Linked DNA regions of Homo sapiens: region 1 is linked to region 2. Evidence: chromatin loops called from intact Hi-C (ENCODE). Cell type or tissue: IMR-90. All regions are shown on one strand. Links, peaks and the distances in the headings refer to the core of each region. The heading gives the core; the rest is flanking DNA.

Region 1 (8,811 bases), core at 244-8,243, 820 kb before region 2:
ATGTGAACTGGGGGCTTGCAGGGCAGGGCTGGTGACCATTCACAGGGCAAAGATGCTTTGAAATGGCAACTGAGAATGGTGTGGTTGTTGACAGATGGCACATCAGAGCATAGATTAACATGGAAAGAGAAACTCACCCCTTGGGGGGAGTGTGTGAGGCTGGCAGCCACACAGAGGGCTTTTCCTGCGAGCTCTTGCATAGATGCAAACAGCCAGGAGGTTTTGCTTTCTGAGCCTGAGTGGAACCATGTTCCTCCCTGCACGTTGCCGCTCTGCAGCAAATGTTTATTCCTGTTGCATTGATTAAAAGTGCTTACCAGGCCGGGTGCGGTGGCTCACGCCTGTAATCCCAGCACTTTGGGAGGCTGAGGCAGGCAGATCACAAGGTCAGGAGATTGAGACCATCCTGGCTAACACTGTGAAACCCCGTCTGTACTAAAAATACAAAAAATTAGCCGGGCATGGTGGCGGGCACCTGTAGTCCCAGCTACTTGGGAGGCTGAGGAAGGAGAATGGCATGAACCCAGGAGGCGGGGCTTGCAGTGAGCCGAGATTGTGCCACTGCACTCCAGCCTGCATGACAGAGCAAGACTCCGTCTCAAAAAAACAAAGTGCTTACCGAAGGGGTTTGAGGGCAGTGGTGACAGTGTGAGTTATGGCTCTGCCGGCTGCCAGTGGAGCCAGCCGCTCTGCACAGCCGTGCAAGCGTGTTTTGAAAAGTGGCTCAGCCAGCCAGGAGTGACTGGCTGTAAATATTGCTGCCACAACATCTTGTAGCCTGATTGGGGCCGTGTTTGCAGAACCCCTAAACCACTACACTTGTTCAGGCTTAAAAATAAGCTTACTTTTGTTTGTTTGTTTTGTTTTATGAGATGGAGTCTTGTTCTGTCACGGGGTTGGATGTAGTGGCATGATCTCGGCCCACTGCAACCTCTGCCTCCTGCGTTCAAGTGATTCTCCTGACTCAGGCTCCCGAGAAGCTGGGACTACAGGCGTGTGCCATCATGGCCAGCTAATTTTTGAATTTTTAGTACAGACGGGGCTTCACCATGTTGGCCAGGATGGTGCGATCTCTTGACCTCGTGATCTGTCCACCTTGGCTTCCCAAAGTGCTAGGATTACAGGCGTGAGCCACCGTGCGTGGTCAAACATAAACTTACTTTCTTACCTCTTCTGCTGAACTCTATTTGCTTCTTTTCTCAACTTCTGCTGAACTCTATTTTGCTTCTTTTTCCTGGATAAAGCTCTTCTTTATCCAGAAGAGCTTTTAGCAACAAAGTTACCCAATGCCCTTCCCTAGTCTCTCCTTGCAACTGGCTCTCCGCGCGGGGGGGGGGGGGGTGAGGGGGTGGGTGGGTAGGAGGATTGACAGAACCAATTAACATGACTGTTTGGAGGACTCTCGCTAGCCCCAGGAGGTGTTTGCATTTTTAAATTGGTTAGTAGTGTCAGAATGTTTCATGAGTAAGAGCACAGCCTCTAAGTTGGATGCCATGAATTTAAATCTCAACATGGCCATTTTGTATATAACCAGAGGATGGATTTGGGGACCCAATGGATCTACCATGACATGAACTTGCACCAACATTCACCTGACCTCCAAAATGCCTATTCTGTCTGGTAGACCCTAGTCTCGCCCTAGTGCCAGTTCAGAGCCTGTGTCCAGTGATCCTGCACAGGGCCCATTAGTTCCTTTTCTCCTGTTCAGTCATCCTGGTAAAAGGCTGTGTATTCCCTTGGGGGCAGGCTGGGAGAAAGATTGACAGTATAAATTTTTTGCAGTGGAGCAGAGTCCTTTCTGGAGGGGACCTGGCTTCCCATTCAGACAAGGGACTCCGGGTTTGTGAACTGGCTTATGTCTGGGAATTGACTGGGGACTGTGACTCTGTTTTTATGATTCAGATTAGACTTCTGCTCACCTGACCTAGAACTCTTCTGCAAACACAGATCCAGTAAAAATGTGGCAGGCTTCTTATCTATTTCACTTCTAGGAATGCCACGATCAGCTGGCACCATAGGTCTCTGCGAGTCAGGCTATTCTGGTTGCAGCTTTGACTCTGCTGTCTTTTATGGTAACTGCATCCACTTTGCCTTTGGGGATTGAGTGCTCTGATCACTTGGCCCCAGCCCCTGTAGTGTGCCTATGTCACTTACCCTCTTTATACCTCAGTTTCCTCCTCTATAAAATGGGCATCCTCATTGCACCCACCCCAGGGCTGCTGTGGGGTATAGATGGATTAGCATATGGAAAGTAATAGAAGAGGGTCTCATAGCCCATGTGTCGTTATCAGAATTATTTCGTGACAGGGGAGAGCTGGAGGAGAGAGGAAGGTGCTGAGCAGACCCATGTGCTCTCCCACCAGTGTTTCCTGAGCACCTACTATGTGCTGCCCACTGTGAGAGCTGTTAGGGTTGAAATAGGGAGCACAGCAGGGCAGGGGCTGCCATCAGGAGCTTAGTGGGGAGACCATTGTGCAACATGTTTCCAGCGCTTGGGGTGGAGAAGTTCAGGGAGTACAGGGACCTAGGATCCTGGGCAGAATCATGGAAAGGACACAGCCTCCCCAGCCTCTCCTGCCTCCTCTGCCTCCCTGGCCTCCTCTGCTTCCCTGGCCTCTCCTGCCTTCCTGGCTTCCCCTTCCGCCCCGGCCTCCCCAGTCTCCCCTGTCTCTCCTGCTTTTGAGGTGGGCCAGGAGCTGCTGGTGCTCACTTAGCCTGTCCTGGACTCTGGGTGTAGCACTTCGATGTCCAGAAAATACCCCCGGGTTCAGGTCATCACACAGCCAAGGCAGGAGCTCCACACTGACACTAAGGGTGCATCCTGGGCTCATTCATCAGGGCATGCCTCCAAAATATTTCTCCACGTCTCCTCCCTTTGCCCACCTGCATTGTCTCTGTGCCTCAGCCCCGGCTGGGGGCCTGCAAGGATCCCCTATATCCTCTGCCCCTGCACGGCTGGGTCCCAGGCCATCTGTCCGCCCACCACACCTCTCTCACCTTGTCCACCACGCTCCAGCACCACAGTCCTCTTTCTGCTTCTTTCCCAGCCTCTGGGCTTTTGCACACGCTGTTCCCTCTGCCTGAACACCCTCCACTGGGCTGAGAACAACTCTCTGAGACCTCTCTCAGCTGTTGCTTCCTTTGGAACAGCCGCTGCTGCTGTCACTCTCCCAGCTCCAAGACCTGCTGAGCCTCCTGTCTTTTTTAGTTCCCATGTCCCCAGCACTTCTCCTTGGCCTCCTTTGGCCCAATTGACAATGTCCATTCTCAATGCCTTCTCACCCAGCGCTGAGCCCCACTGGGTGAAGGCAATGCCTGTCATGTTCACCACAATATCCCCTCCCCCATCACCACGACTGGTCCACAGTGATGCTCAAAAAAGATCTGTTGGTAGGCAATGTGAAGGTGCATTCATGTCATCCTGCAGGCGGAATTCTCCACGAGTTTTGAGCAGCCTCGGTTTTCCCACCACCTCCAAATCATGCAAGACACAGGGTAAGAGCAAAGACAAGGTGGCTGTGGCCGATGTCCACCCTCTCGGGGCGTCCCTTCTCTTCTCTCCTCCTTGAGCAGGGAGACCATCGGGGTGCAACCTGGTTGGGGCGGGGAGGAGGTGCAGGGCCTGGCCAGAGCGGGCCTGGCCACGGGCAAGGGACAGCGACCCCCGGGCCAGGACAGGTGAGAGCGGCGCAGGCCCGGGCCCGGCGTGGCGGAGGTGCGCGTGAGCGGCCAGCAGAGGGCGCCAGAGAGCCAGGAGCGGCCCGCAGAGGAGCCCGCGCCGGCCCCGGTGCCCACCTCCGCGCCGCGCGGACCCTCCGAGCCCGCGCTCAGACGCCCCAGCTCCGCCGAGAGGCCGCTTGCGCCGGGTCCTTCTTCCCCAAATGCAGGCAGAGCCCCCGGAGCCATGGCCAGCCCTTCCGGCAGCTCCAAAGCCACTGGCAAGCCCCGAGGCAGGGATGGCCGGCCCAGGAGGGAGGAGGACGACGTCCCTCCCGAAGAGAAGAGGCTGCGGCTCTTGCTGGAGGGGGGAAGCGCACAGCCCCAGGACTGCGAGGACGGGGAGGACGCGCCGCGGCCGGGCAGGGAGGAGACCGGCACCCAGACAGGTGGCGACGGCAGAGGAGTAAGTGACGCGGGCGCGGGGGTCCGGGGGTGCCGGGAGCGCGGGGGTGCTGGGGACGCGGGGTAGGGGCGGCGGGAGGCTCCGTGGCCTGCCCCGGGTTAAAGCTGGGAGGGCGGCCTTCATTCTGAACACATTTAGGCAGCACGGGCAGCCCTCCTCGCCGTGGGCTGCATCAGAGCCCCCCTGCCCAGTCTTGGGGTTGCTCCCGGATGCTGTCTGGGAGGCTTGCTCATGGTGACATCCTCATCTCCCCGTGCACGTTACTGCATTCAGAGCTTGGGTCACCTGGACACTGAACTCTGAGTGAATTTTCTCTGAGATCCCGGGAGAAGGAGGACAGTTCTCTGGAAGGTTTTCCAGGGCCGATCACGGAAAGGATGAGAAGGGAGAGGTTCTGGTCGGGGACACAATTACGGTGGCAGTGTAACATCAGGAAACTTTATTGCGTGAAGTCCCTCTCACTCCCTCTACCTCCTTCTTTTACGTGGACTCTGCCAAAGACCAGGATACCAGAATGCACTGCAGTGACCAAACGTAGTGGGACCTTGGGAACGCGAGTCTGGAGCCAGGCGGCTGGGGTTTGCATCCTGGTTCTGCCCCTCCTTAGCTGGCTGACATGGCACAAGCCACTTACCCTCTCTGAGCCTTACTGTCTTCAGTGGCAAATGGATCTGTCAACAGGCCCCATTGCCTGGGGTTGTTACTGCTGAGATTAAGGGATGCTCGTCCATAGAAAGACTTAGCGTTGTGCCTGGCACATAGTGTATGGTGGATAAATGGGACTTAGGACTAAAACTCATGCCTTGGTGTGTTTTTGCAGTGATGTTTTGTTCTGGGGTGCATCACAAGAGACAAGGTTCTTGGCCGGGCATGGTGGCTCAAGCCAATAATCCCAGCACTTTGAGAGGCCGAAGGGGGAGGATCGCTTGAGCCCAGGAGTTTAAGACCAGCCTGGGCAACATGGTGAAGCCTCATATCTACCAAAAAAAAAAAAAAAAAAAAAAAAAAAAGCCAGGTGTGGTGGTGTGTGCCTGTAGTCCCAAGTACTTGGGAGGCTGAGGTGGGAGGATTGCTAGAGCCTGGAAGGTCGGGCTGCAGTGAGCTGTGATCATGCCACTGCACTCCAGCCTGGGTGACAAAGTGAGACCGTTTCAAGCAAAAGAGAGAGAGAGAGACAGACAGACCCACAAGAGTCTTAAGCCAGAATCTCCATGTTAAAATGCTTTCTGGAGGCTAAAATGATGATATGTTGATAATGAAATATTTAAAAGGCAGAAACCCCACTGAATTTTTTGGTCCACAAAGGGAAATGGGAATCGCATGACCTGAAGGATGATGGAGGAACTGAACAGAAACCATCCTTGTTTCCTGAATCTGAATATGGCACGCTCTTTTCGCGGCGCCTGTATCTGCTCAGTCTGGCGGCCCCTTGAAAAGAGGGAATCTTGATTTTCAAACTTAAAATTTGGCCCAAAGCCCACTGCTGCCCACAATGCCCGCCAGACCCATTCCTCTTCCCTTTTAGTTTCTATGGGAATACTCTCTTTGAAGAACCCATGAAGAAGTGTCAGGCTGGTGTGAGGATCAGCAGTGATTTCTTTGAGGAGGAGAGCCTGTTTCTTCACTCACAGGCCATGTCTGAGTGGATCAAGAAGAACAGAGTGCCCTTTTATGAGATTTTGTCTGTGTAGACCATTAGCTTGGTAAAAATGTCAAAACCATCCTCATTCTTTAATAGCAGATTATTTTGGACTTTTCTCTGCAAGAAGCAGCATGGGCATTCAGATGCTTTTAAGGATAAAATGTTCTTTCTCATCACCAGGCCTGGTGCTCTGGATGGCTGAGGTTTTAATGTGACTGGATGTCCCTTGGAGTGGCTCCCAGGCTGTGATCTCGTGGTTGGGTGGCAAGGGGTTGCTTTATTCGGTGTTGGCTAAAGGATGTTTTAGCAGGTAAATCGGGACCCCAGGAGACCCTGAGTGCCAAGTCCTGCTGCAGGGCATGTGTTTATGGTGGGGAGGCAGGGGGGTGGAGGGTGGGGGGCATTGATTTCCTGCCAATATCAGAAGTTTCACAGGCTTCTTGTGTATCCATAAACACCCATCCCATTAAGACGCCTAGAAAACCTGGCCCTCCCCAAGCCTTTATTGACCGCTTGTGAATGATCCCAGGGTGTGTCTGACCAACAGCTCTTCCTGGAGGGAGACAAGTCTCTCCTAGGTATTTGGTTATCAACCTCAACCATTTGCTCAGCCTTCCCCAAGACCAGGCACCTCGGCAGAGATTTCTGGGTTGTCAGGCAGAACCGAGCATTCAAGGGTGATAACTCACTGGAGTCCCTGAAATCCCTGATTAACGCACCAGGTAAAAGCATCCAGGGTTGAAACCAGATCAGGAAGGTTATTGTCAGCCTGGGGCTCCTGTAGAGGTGCATCCACGTTGCAGGTATTTTCCCTTCTTGCTGAGGAGAAACCTGGGTTTCTCAGCTTTGGCACAGTCACAACACTTGGGGTCAGACCATTCATGGTGGTGGTGGTGGGGCCGTCCCGTGTATTGTAGGATGGTTAGCAGCATCTCTGGTCTCCATCCTCTAGGTGCCACTCTACCCTCCCAGCTATGGCTACCCCAGATGTCTCCAGATGGTTTCAAATGTCATGGAGCAAGGGAGTGGTACGTGAGCAAAACCACCCCAGTTGAGAGCCATTGGTCTACATTTGTGGAAATGTTTGAGGGTGAGAGTGTCGAGCTTGGGTCCCTGCTGTACCCTTTATGAGCAATGCGGTCTTGGAAAATTAATACTACTCCAGGGACCTCAGTTTTCTCATCTATAAAATGGAGATAAATGAGATACACTTTCATAGGAAGGTTATATGGGATTTACTGAGATAATAAGACAGTACATGGAAAATGCTGGGCATAGCATTTATTTATTTTTATGTTTTTTAAAGATGGAGTCTTACTCTGTTGCCCAGGCTGGAGTGCAGTGGCATGATCTCTGCTCACTGCAACCTCCACCTCCTGGGCTCAAGTGATTCTCCTGCCTCAGCCTCCCGAGTAGCTGGGATTACAGGTGCCCACCACCACACCTGGCTAATTTTTGTATTTTTAGTAGAGATGGGGTTTCACCATGTTGTCCAGGCTGGTCTCAAACTCCTGACCTAAGGTGATCCGCCTGCCTCGGCCTCCCAAGGTGCTGAGATCACAGGTGTGAGCCACCACGCTGGGCTGGGCATAGCATTGTAACACAGACAAAGCACAAAATACTTGGGCAATATCTTTTTACATTTGGCTTGTCTAGACTCCATCCTCCATCCCCTCATGCACTGGTGTGGTGCAGACCAGAATATCACCCACCTAGACTGCAGAGTGGATTTGGGTGGCATCTTGGCTTTCTGCACAAGACTTGCCTGTTCCCCACCACATCCCCCTGGTTCTCAGGGTCCAGGATTCCAGGAAGCAGGGATGTGGGCAGGCAGGGTAGGTGGCCCACCCAGTTCACTCCCACGCTGGGGACCTGCAGAGCTGGCTGTCCGAGACAGGGTGTTTGGACCAACATCTGGGTTTCTGGATTTCCATTTGAGCACAGCTGGACTACACAGGCTGAAGCTTTCTCTGCCGAGATATAGATATTTCCCTGGTGACGATCTTTCAAGCTGACATGAAGACATGGCCACCCACTGGAACGTGGTGTGTCTGCCGTGGCGCTCTTGTAATTTGTGAGGCAGGCTCCTGAGGAATGCAGTGCATAAGTGGGAAATGGTGGGAAGTTCTCGCATCCCCCCCTGGCCGAAAGTGCTACCTGCGCATGTTGGTGGACAGTCCTTTGAGCAGGAAGAAGACATGAAGCACATTCCTGTTAGCTACGACAGAGAGGGGCAGGGTACACACTGGACATTTCAAGCCCCTCCAGAGAAGCAAGTCTTACTGTGCTGGGAGTACTTGTGGAGTGCGGGCTGTGTTGCCCTGGGCTTTAATTATTTCAGGAACATTTAACCGCAGGGTTGGCAGGCCGGATCTTGATATGTGTTTCTCAGTTGGAAAGACTTTGGACCATAGGGAAATGTCTTCTCAATTCTTTTAATTTCATTAAGGTTGTCATTTTTCTTCTTGTGGCCTCTGGAATGTGACACAGAACTCAAGGGACAGGAAGGAGATGAGTTGGAGGCTGGGACAGGGGTCCCTGCCAGGGATGCTGGTGACTCACATGACGGTGTTGATGTGTGGAGTCCGGTGCCTGGTTTAGGGAATATTCGTGGGATATGTTCCAAAGGACTGACGGACCTATCAGGTACTGGAGGTGAATGGTCAAGTCTGATCTCAGGGCTGACAGTGTCAGGCAAGGACAGGAAGTTGACGTTGGACTCATTGGCTGAGGTTGCTTGGGACCCAGGGGGCAACGTGTGCCAGGACAGATGGGTCTGGGGCTAGGAAGGCAGGTTTGGGCTGGAGACTTGGGCTTGGGAGGCATCCCAGGTAGACAGTGGTTGAGGCTGTGGAAATGACCGTGATTGCCTGGGATGAGAGTGGAGACGGACAAGATGGGGGTTTTGCTCTAAGCCTGGGGAACCCACCTCCCATGTTCAAAGGATTCTCCTCCCTCAGCCTCCCAAGTAGCTGGGAATGCAGGTGCGTGCCACCATGCCTGACTAACTTTTGTATTTTTAGTGGAGATGAGGTTTGGCCAGGCT
Region 2 (8,811 bases), core at 173-8,172:
TATATTATTTTCAGTTGTAAAAAAAAAATGAAATGTAAATGTCCAACACCAAGGAATTAATTAAATTATGATATAGCCATATAATGGAATATTAAATATGCTTTTAAAAATGATGTTAAGTATGATATTTTAATGACAAAACACATCAAATTATTGTTAATAATCAAGAGCAGGATACAAATATATATAATATATATGATTTTAGTCATTTTTTAAAAATAGAAACTCTAGAAGCAAACATGCTAAAATACTTACTGGTAAGATTATGAATGTAGTTCCCAGTTTTGAACAATAAGTTATATCTCTTTTACATGTAAAAAGATATTTTACATTACTGGCTTAAAAACTGTTGAAAACAAAGAATTCATATTACTTTAAAGTTTCCATAAAAATCTTGACAAAAGCTGATCAAAAATTAGATGATATTGCAAAGAAAAATTTAAACGCATTTTTTAAAACCAGGAATTTTATAGATCTTATTCTCTGACCACAATGCACAAAATTAGAAAATCATAATACTTACTATGTAGCCACAAAAATTAAAACAACATGAAAGTACAACCACTCAAAAATTCTAAAGCATCCTTATACATAAATCTTAGAACAAAGAAAGGAACATAAAAACAGAATATTTAGAAAATATTAAAAAGATACTTAAGGGCTGGGAACAACACAAAACAAAATGGATTATATTTCAAATTGTGTGATCATATACTCAGGCACTCATCTAGGAAGACATTATAGATGAGTGGAATCTAAGCTGTGCCTTGAATAATGATATCATATAGACAGGTTAAGAAAAGACCTGAGGTTTTTCAAAAGAGAAAAACAACATGAAAAGCAACACTGAGCTTGTGTTGTTAGAACAGTGAAGAAACCAAACTGATTAGAATAATGAATAGCCTATTGTAGGCAGAATAGAAAATAGTCCTTTAAAAAATAGGAATATTTGTTTGGATCTAGAAAGAATTATATATGTATAATATATAGTATTATATAATTACATATCTTTATATATTTATTAACGTATAATTTTACAGGTGGTAAAATGGGCCAGAGAAGTTAAGTGACATCCTACGTTGAATGGGTGTTGATTATGAAACTGGTCCATTGTCCCATAAAACTGATGTTTATGGTTTCTTTTGAATAAACATAGAAATAGACCCTCCCAAGACTTTTTTAGTTATTCCCTATATTGTTTAACGGATAATGGCAAGAAAAAAATGTCTGGGAGATTCCTAAGACTTAAGAAAGTTACATTTTTCTTATCTGAGTTACTTTCTCAGGAAACCAAACATCAGGCCTTCCACATAGTATCAAGGAACTGAAACTTACTAAATCACTGCATTTGGACAATGAGATGCCAGATCCCTTAGCCATTATTATTGCCTAACTGACCACCTGCTTCCTGTTGGCCAATTCCTCTTCCTTACCCCTCCCTAATTCCTGTTTTCCCACACATAGTTACTTTTCTTTCCTGGTATATAAACTTTCAATTTTAGTTGGTCAGGGAGATGAATGGAGATGGATTTGAGACTGATCTCCGATCTCCTCAGCTATAGCACCTGAATAAAGCCTTCTTCCCTGGCAATACTCTGTCTCAGTGATTGGCTTCCTGTGTGGTGAGCAGCAGGACCTAGACTGAATCCCTGGAGTTTCAATACCAATTATATAAAGCCTTAAAAGGCACACAAAGTAGTTCACCATTTACAGAGTAGGAAATGAGGAGTTACTGGGAGATGTGAGTCAAGAGAATTGGTGAAAGCAGTCTTTTAAAAACAATCTGGCAGCCATGTGCAAAATAGACTATTGAATGAATAAATACCTTCATTTAAACAAAGGGCCTTGCATGAATCCAGGATGACAACATGCCTGAAGAACATGATTAACTCAACTGTCTGCACTTGAGCCAAAGAAGACAGCAAGAGATTTCCAGGAGTTCATAACACATAGAGGCAGGCAGAGCTGTGGGAGCATGGGCATGAGACTATGAAGGACATTGGATTTAAGGACTGACCGGATATGAGGAAATGGAAAAAAAGCTGAATCTAAGAGGTTTTCATGTTTTCCTTTGTGGATGTATAATTGAAGACAGAAAGTCCGGAGAGAAAACTGCTTGTGGAAATGCATTTTATTTTAATCACACTGAGTTTGAATGGGGCAGCCTACCCTACATGATGCATTGAAAATTTACCTAATAGTGTCAGTGCAGTTCCTTTAATCGTCTAAGTCAGTGGCTCTCAACATCTGCTGTATATTACATTCACCTGTGAAACTGGTAAAAAAAAAAAATAATAAAATACTGTTTCTTAGGCCTCATTCTAAACTGCTTGAATGAGGCCTCAATTCAAACCTCCAAGGGTGGGCTGAGACATTGATATTGCTTAGAAGCTCCAGGCAAAGTGATTCTAATGTGCAGCCAGGATTCAGAACCAGTGATCTAAATTCCCATCTTGGAGACATTTGAGTTCTGGGAAAGTACACAAGATATTACGGCACTGTGTTAAAAACTAATTATTAAATGTTCAGCCTTTTCTGTACTAAAGAGTCCTTGCAACAATGGGGGAAAATATTGTTATATAGTTAAGAATATTTTAAACCGTAAAAGTGAAACTTCTCTCTGAGGAGGAGAATGTAAAGTGAAAACAGTAAAAACATAACTTTGAGTTATATCCACATTTATAAAGTAGGGGGAGGTGATTATAATGTCATGATCTGAAGAGCACAGCCCAGAATCTTTCCACATGCCATATCCGCAATACCACATGTTTCTCCAGGAAAATGATTTAACTTTTCCAGATAACTAATGAACATTTGGAATACAGCTTACTTATACAATCATCTCTTGATATATATGGGGAATTGGTTCCAGTGCTTCTCCTCTGCTCCCCAGGTACCAAAATCTGCAGATGCTCAAGTATATGATAAAAAATGGCATAGTTATTTGCAAATAACCTATACACATCCTCCCGTATATCTTAAATAATCTCTAGATTACTTATAATACCTAATACAATATAAATAGTTGTTATACTATATTGTTTAGGGAATAATGACAAAGAAAAGTCTGTATATGTCAGTACAGGTGCAATTGTTTTTCTGAACATTTTTGATCCTGAGTTGGTTAAATCTGTGATGCAGAACGCATGGATATGAAGGGCTGACTGTACAATGTTGGCACTCTTAATAAAGATCCATAAAATCTCCATTATCTATATCTTCTTCCTTCCTACTCTCCTTCAACCCAAACTTTCCACCAGAACTCTTGATTATATCCCAACTCTTCTGAGGAGTGTCTTCATAACCCCTTGTTCTTTCTCTCACAGGCATTTTCAATTATTTTCTTCATGATATTATTTCATTGAGCTCACAAACACTCACGAGAATACTTCAGGTTAAAAGAAAATCTCTCTATTCTGCCTCCCCTTTAAGCGACCATCCTGTTACTCTGCTTTTTTTCATTGACTTGAAAATATACATTCCTATTCCCACTTTCTCCATCTCCATACCCATTCCTCATTTAATCCCCTGCCTCCTCTTTTTTTTGAGACTGAGTCTGGCTTTGTCACCCAGGCTGGAGTGCAGTTGTGTGATATTGGCTCACTGCAACCTCCACCTCCCCAGGTTCAAGCGATTCTCCTGCCTCAGCCTCCCAAGTAGCTGGGATTGCAGGCTAATTTTTGTATTTTTAGTAGAGATGGGGTTTCACCATATTGGCCAGGCTGGTCCAGAACTCCTGACCTCAAGTGATCCACCCGCCTCAGCCTCCCAGTGTTGGGATTACAGGCCTTGAGCCACCACGCCCAGCCCATTTGACCCCTTTTAACCTGGTGTTGGCCTCACTATTCTTCTGAAATCTCTTTCTTCAAAGTCACTAGTCATTTGCTTCTGTTCACACTCCTACCCCCTCCTGACTTCCTAGAAGTCTTTGCATCTTTGCCTTCCACACATTTGTGCTGCCCAGGCGATCCCACCTTCAGGACCCCACTCCCTCTGTCTTCTTAACTGGCTGTAGTTCTTCCAGCCCACAAATGTGAACAAGTGCGAAGGCTCAATCCAAACATGACTCCCTGTCAGCGCTCTTGTCCCGGCCAGCTGTCCCCAGCAATTACTGATGCTCTGCTGCCCCCGCCTGGCCAAGCCCATTCTAACCACTTCAAAGGCCTCACTGGACCCTTATCTGGAAAACCGCCAGCATAGCTTCTCAAAAAGCTGTTCCAAGCCTCATACACACACCTCTGACCTCTCCACAGTTAAGAGTCTTGCTCTCTATATAACCACAGGATAAGTCCAAACTGGGTGTCCTGTCATCCTTTCAGAGTCTCTGTTCCAAGCTAAACTCATCAGTTTTCTCCAAAGACTTTTCTCTCTCCACGCATCTGTGACATCTTTCCTTCTTTTGATACATGTCATTGTCGAGGAATCCTTGTTTTGACGCTACTTTTGTAAATCAGTTGCTTTTTCTCCTTGCCATTGCCCCACCTGCCTAGACTCTGTATCTCTCAGTTGAAGGATTGCAACAGTCTTCTAATTGCATTTCCTTTCTTTAGTTTTTTTTCTACCTCCAATTAATAGGACATAACATATTCAAATTGATCTTTTTAAAACATGGCTTCACTCAGGTGTCTCCCACAGCCCACCATCTTCCAAAGCTTTCCCACTGTCCTCAGAGTACAACCTGTGCCCCCAGGATATAAAGTCACATTGTAATCAAAGGCAACTGGCAGCCACACTATTACTAACTCACTTTTTCATAGCACTGTACTTTCATAGTACATAGCACTCTTAAAATTGAAGGAAAACAATCTAAATAATTCAGACAAAGATATCAACTTCATAAGGCCATTGTCATTTAACCTACAGAAAGCAAAAGTCAGTAAATATATAAACAAATGCAAAAAAATTGACAAGGGACATTATCTCCCTTCTCTCTGTCCTCCTCAAATTAGAATGAATTTACAGTATCTATTCTGTTTTGTTGTTGTTGTTTATTTCAGCAGTTTTGGGGGAACAAATGGTGTTTGGTTGCACAGAAAAGTTCTTTAGTGGTGATTTCTGAGATTTGGCGCACCCATCACCCGAGCAGTGTACACTGTACGCAATGTGTAGTCTTTTATCCCTCACCCTCCTCCCACCCCTCCGCTCAAGTACCCAAAGTCCATTATATCATTCTTATGCCTTTGCATCCTCATAGCTTAGCTCTCACTTATAAGTAAGAACATATGATGTTTGGTTTTCCATTCCTGAGTTACTTCACTTAGATAATGATCACCAACTCCATCCAAGTTGCTGCGAATGCCTTTATTTTGTTCCTTTTTATGGCTGAGTAGTATTCCATGGAATACTATATATTCCATGGAATACTATATATGTTATGTCCTATTAATTGGAGGTAGAAAAAAAACTAAAGAAAGGAAATGCAATTAGAAGACTGTTGCAATCCTTTAACTGAGAGATACAGAGTCTAAGCAGGTGGGGCAATGGCAAGGAGAAAAAGCAACTGATTTACAAAAGAAGTGTCAAAACAAGGATTCCTTGACAATGACATATATCAAGAGAAAGAAATATGTCACAGATACATGGAGAGAGAAAAGTCTTTGGAGAAAACTGATGTCATTTATATATATATATAACATATATATATAAAACATATATATATAAAACATATATATATAAAACATATATATATAACATATATATGTAATATAATACCATGGTGTGTGTGTGTGTGTGTGTGTGTGTGTATGTATATATATATATACACACCACAGTTTCTTTATCCACTCATTGATTGAAGGGCATTTGGGCTGGTTCTATATTTTTGCAATTGCAGATTGCGCTGCTATAAACATGCATGAGCAAGTGTCTTTTTTGGATGATGACTTCTGTTCCTCTGGGTAGATACTCAGTAGTAGGATTGCTGGATCAAGTGGTAGTTCTACTTTTAGTTCTTTAAGGACTCTCCATACTGTTTTCCATAGGGGTTGTACTAGTTCACAGTCCCAACAGCAATGTAAAAGTGCTCCTTTTTACTACATCCATGCCAACATCTATGGCCATTCTTGCAGAAGTAAGGTGGTTTTGCACTGCAGTTTCGATTTGCGTTTCCCTGATCGTTAGTGATGTTGAGCATTTTTTCATGTTTGTTGGCCATTTGTATATCTTCTTTTGAGAATTGTCTATTCATGTCCTTTGCCCACTTTTTGATGGGGTTATTTGTTTTTTTCTTGCTGATTTTTTTGAATTCCTTGTAGATTCTGGATATGAGTCTTTTATCAGATACATAGCTGGCAAAGATACTCTTCCACTCTGTGGGCTGTCTGTTTGCTGATTATTTCTTTTACTGTGCAGAAGCCTTTTAGTTTAATTAGGTACCATCTATTTGTTTTTGTTGCATTTGCTTTTGGTCATGAAGTCTTCGCCTAAGTCAATATCTAGAATTGTTTTTCTGAGGTTATCTTTTAGAATTTTTATGGTTTCAGGTCTTAGATTTAAGTCTTTGATCCATTTTGAGCTGATTTTTGTATAAGGTGAGAGATGAGGATCCAGCTTCCTTCTTCTACATGTGGCTTGCCAATTACCCCAACACCATTTGTTGAATACAGTGTCTTTTCCCCACTTTATGTTTTTGTTTGCTTTGTTAAAGGGCAGTTGTCGGCCGGGTGTGGTGGCTCATGCCTGTAATCCCAGCTTTGGGAGGCCGAGGTGGGCAGATCACGAGGTCAGGAGATCGAGACCATCCCAGCTAACACAGTGAAACCCCGTCTCTATTAAAAATACAAAAAATTAGCTAGGTGTGGTGGCGGGCGCTTGTAGTCCCAGTTACTCGGGAGGCTGAGGCAGGAGAATGGCATGAATCTGGGAGGCGGAGCTTGCAGTGAGCCGAGATCGCACCACTGCACTCCAGCCTTGGCGACAGAGCAAGACCCTGTCTTAAAAAAAAAAAAAATGTCAGTTGTCTATAAGTATTTGGCTTTGTTTCTGGGTTCTGTAGTCTGTTCCATTGGTCTATGTGCCTATTTTTATACCAGTACCTTGCTTTTTTGGTAACTATAGCCTTGTAGTATAGTTTGAAGTTGGGTAATGTGATGCCTCCAGATTTGTTCTTGCTTAGTCTTGCTTTGGCTATGCAGGCTCTTTTTTGGTTCCATATGAATTTTAGGAATGTTTTTTCTAGTTCGATGAGAAATGATGATGGTATTTTGATGGGAATTGCATTGAATTTGTAGATTGCTTTTGGCAGTATGACCATTTTCACAATATTGATTCTACCCATCTATGAGCATGGGATGTGTTTCTATTTGTGCCATCTATGATTTCTTTCAGCAGTGTTTTATAGTTTTCCTTTCAGAGATCTTTTATCTCCCTGGTTAGGCATATTCCTAAATATTTCCTTTTTTTTTGCACCTGTTGTAAAAGGGGTTGAGTTCTTGATTTGATTCTCAGCTTGGTCATTGTTGGTGTATAGCAGTGCTGCTGATTTGTGTACATTGATTTTGTATCCTGAAACTTTACTGACTTCGTTTATCAAATCTAGGAGCTTTTTGGATGAGTTTTTAGGGTTTTCTAGGTATACAAACATATAATTGGTGAACAGTGTCAGTTTGAGTTCCTCTTTACTGATTTGGATGCTTTTTGTTTCTTTCTCTTGTCTTATTGCTCTGACTAGGACTTCCAGTACTATGTTGAATAGCAGTGGTAAAGGTGGGCATCCTTGTCTTGTTCCAGTTCTCAGGGGGAATGCTTTCAACTTTTCCCCATTTAGTATAATGTTGGCTGTGGGTTTGTCATAGATGGCTTTTATTACCTTGAGGTATGTCTCTTCTATGCCAATTTTGCTGAGGGTTTTCATCATAAAGGCATGCTGAATTTTGTCAAATGCTTTTTCTGCATCTATTGAGATGGACATGTGATTTTTGTTTTTAATTGTTTGTGTAGTGTATCACATTTATTGACTTGTGTATGTTAAACCATCGCTGCATCCCTGTTATGAAACCCACTTGATCATGGTGTATTATCTTTTTGATATGCTGTTGGATTTGATTAGCTAGTATTTTTGTTGAGGATTTTTGCATCTGTGTTCATCAGGGATATTGGTCTGTAGTTTTCTTTTTTCTTATGTCATTTTCTGGCTTTGGTATTAGGGGGATACTGACTTCATAGAATGATTTAGGGAGGAATTCCTCTTTCTCTATCTTGTGAAATAGTTTCAGTAAGATAGGTACCAATTCTTCTCTGAATGCCTGATAGAATTCAGCTGTGAGGCCGGGTGTGGTTGCTCATGCCTGTAATCCCGGCACTTTGGGAGGCCAAGGCAGGTGGATCACGAGGTCAGGAGTTCTAGATCAGTCTGGCCAACATAGTGAAACCCCATCTCTACTAAAAATACAAAAAATTAGCTGGGTGTGGTGGTGTACACCTGTAATCCCAGCTACTCGGGAGGCTGAGGCAGGAGAATCACATGAACCTGGGAGGCAGAAGTTGCAGTGAGCCGAGATTGTGCCATTGCACTCCAGCCTGGGTGACGGTGCGAGACTCCGTCTCGGGGAAAAAAAAAAAAAAAAAAAGAATTCAGCTGTGAATCCATCTGGTCCTGGACTTTTTTTGATTGGTAATTTTTTTATTACTGTTTCAATATCACTACTTGTTACTGGTCTATTCAGAGTTTCTATTTCTCCCGGATTTAATCTAGGAGGGTTGTATATTCCCAGGAATTTATCCATCTCCTTTAGGTTTTCTAGTTTGTGTGCATAAAGGTGTTCATAGTAGCCTTGAATGATCTTTTGTATTTCTGTGGTATCAGCTGTAGTA

Evidence for each region. A loop is a pair of places that touch in the nucleus more often than their neighbours do. Peaks named below come from ENCODE experiments on the same cell type or tissue, not always from the same donor. Only the 100,000 strongest peaks of a DNase experiment are listed, where the experiment ranks them.
Region 1: it touches region 2 in a loop (5-fold over the local background); 4 of 110 quality-filtered maps call a loop at or near these places.

What each region holds. Positions count from the first base shown.
Region 1 is chr7:97,923,394-97,932,204 of GRCh38, reverse strand. It overlaps CZ1P-ASNS (CZ1P-ASNS readthrough), which reads left to right. Exons shown (of 19, transcript NR_147989.1): 3 at 3,428-4,123. It also overlaps a transcript of ASNS not described here. Among named protein-coding and RNA genes, the nearest start is that of MIR5692A1, 36 kb to the left of the region's middle. RefSeq lists a silencer at 3,706-3,875. In IMR-90, for the core only: a CTCF peak has its summit at 3,743 (motif pointing right); no DNase peak of the experiment used is centred there; H3K4me3 peaks cover 192 bases; H3K27me3 peaks cover 261 bases.
Region 2 is chr7:97,100,148-97,108,958 of GRCh38, reverse strand. No RefSeq gene overlaps it. Among named protein-coding and RNA genes, the nearest start is that of SDHAF3, 13 kb to the left of the region's middle. In IMR-90, for the core only: a CTCF peak has its summit at 4,129 (motif pointing left); a DNase peak (open chromatin) is centred at 4,118.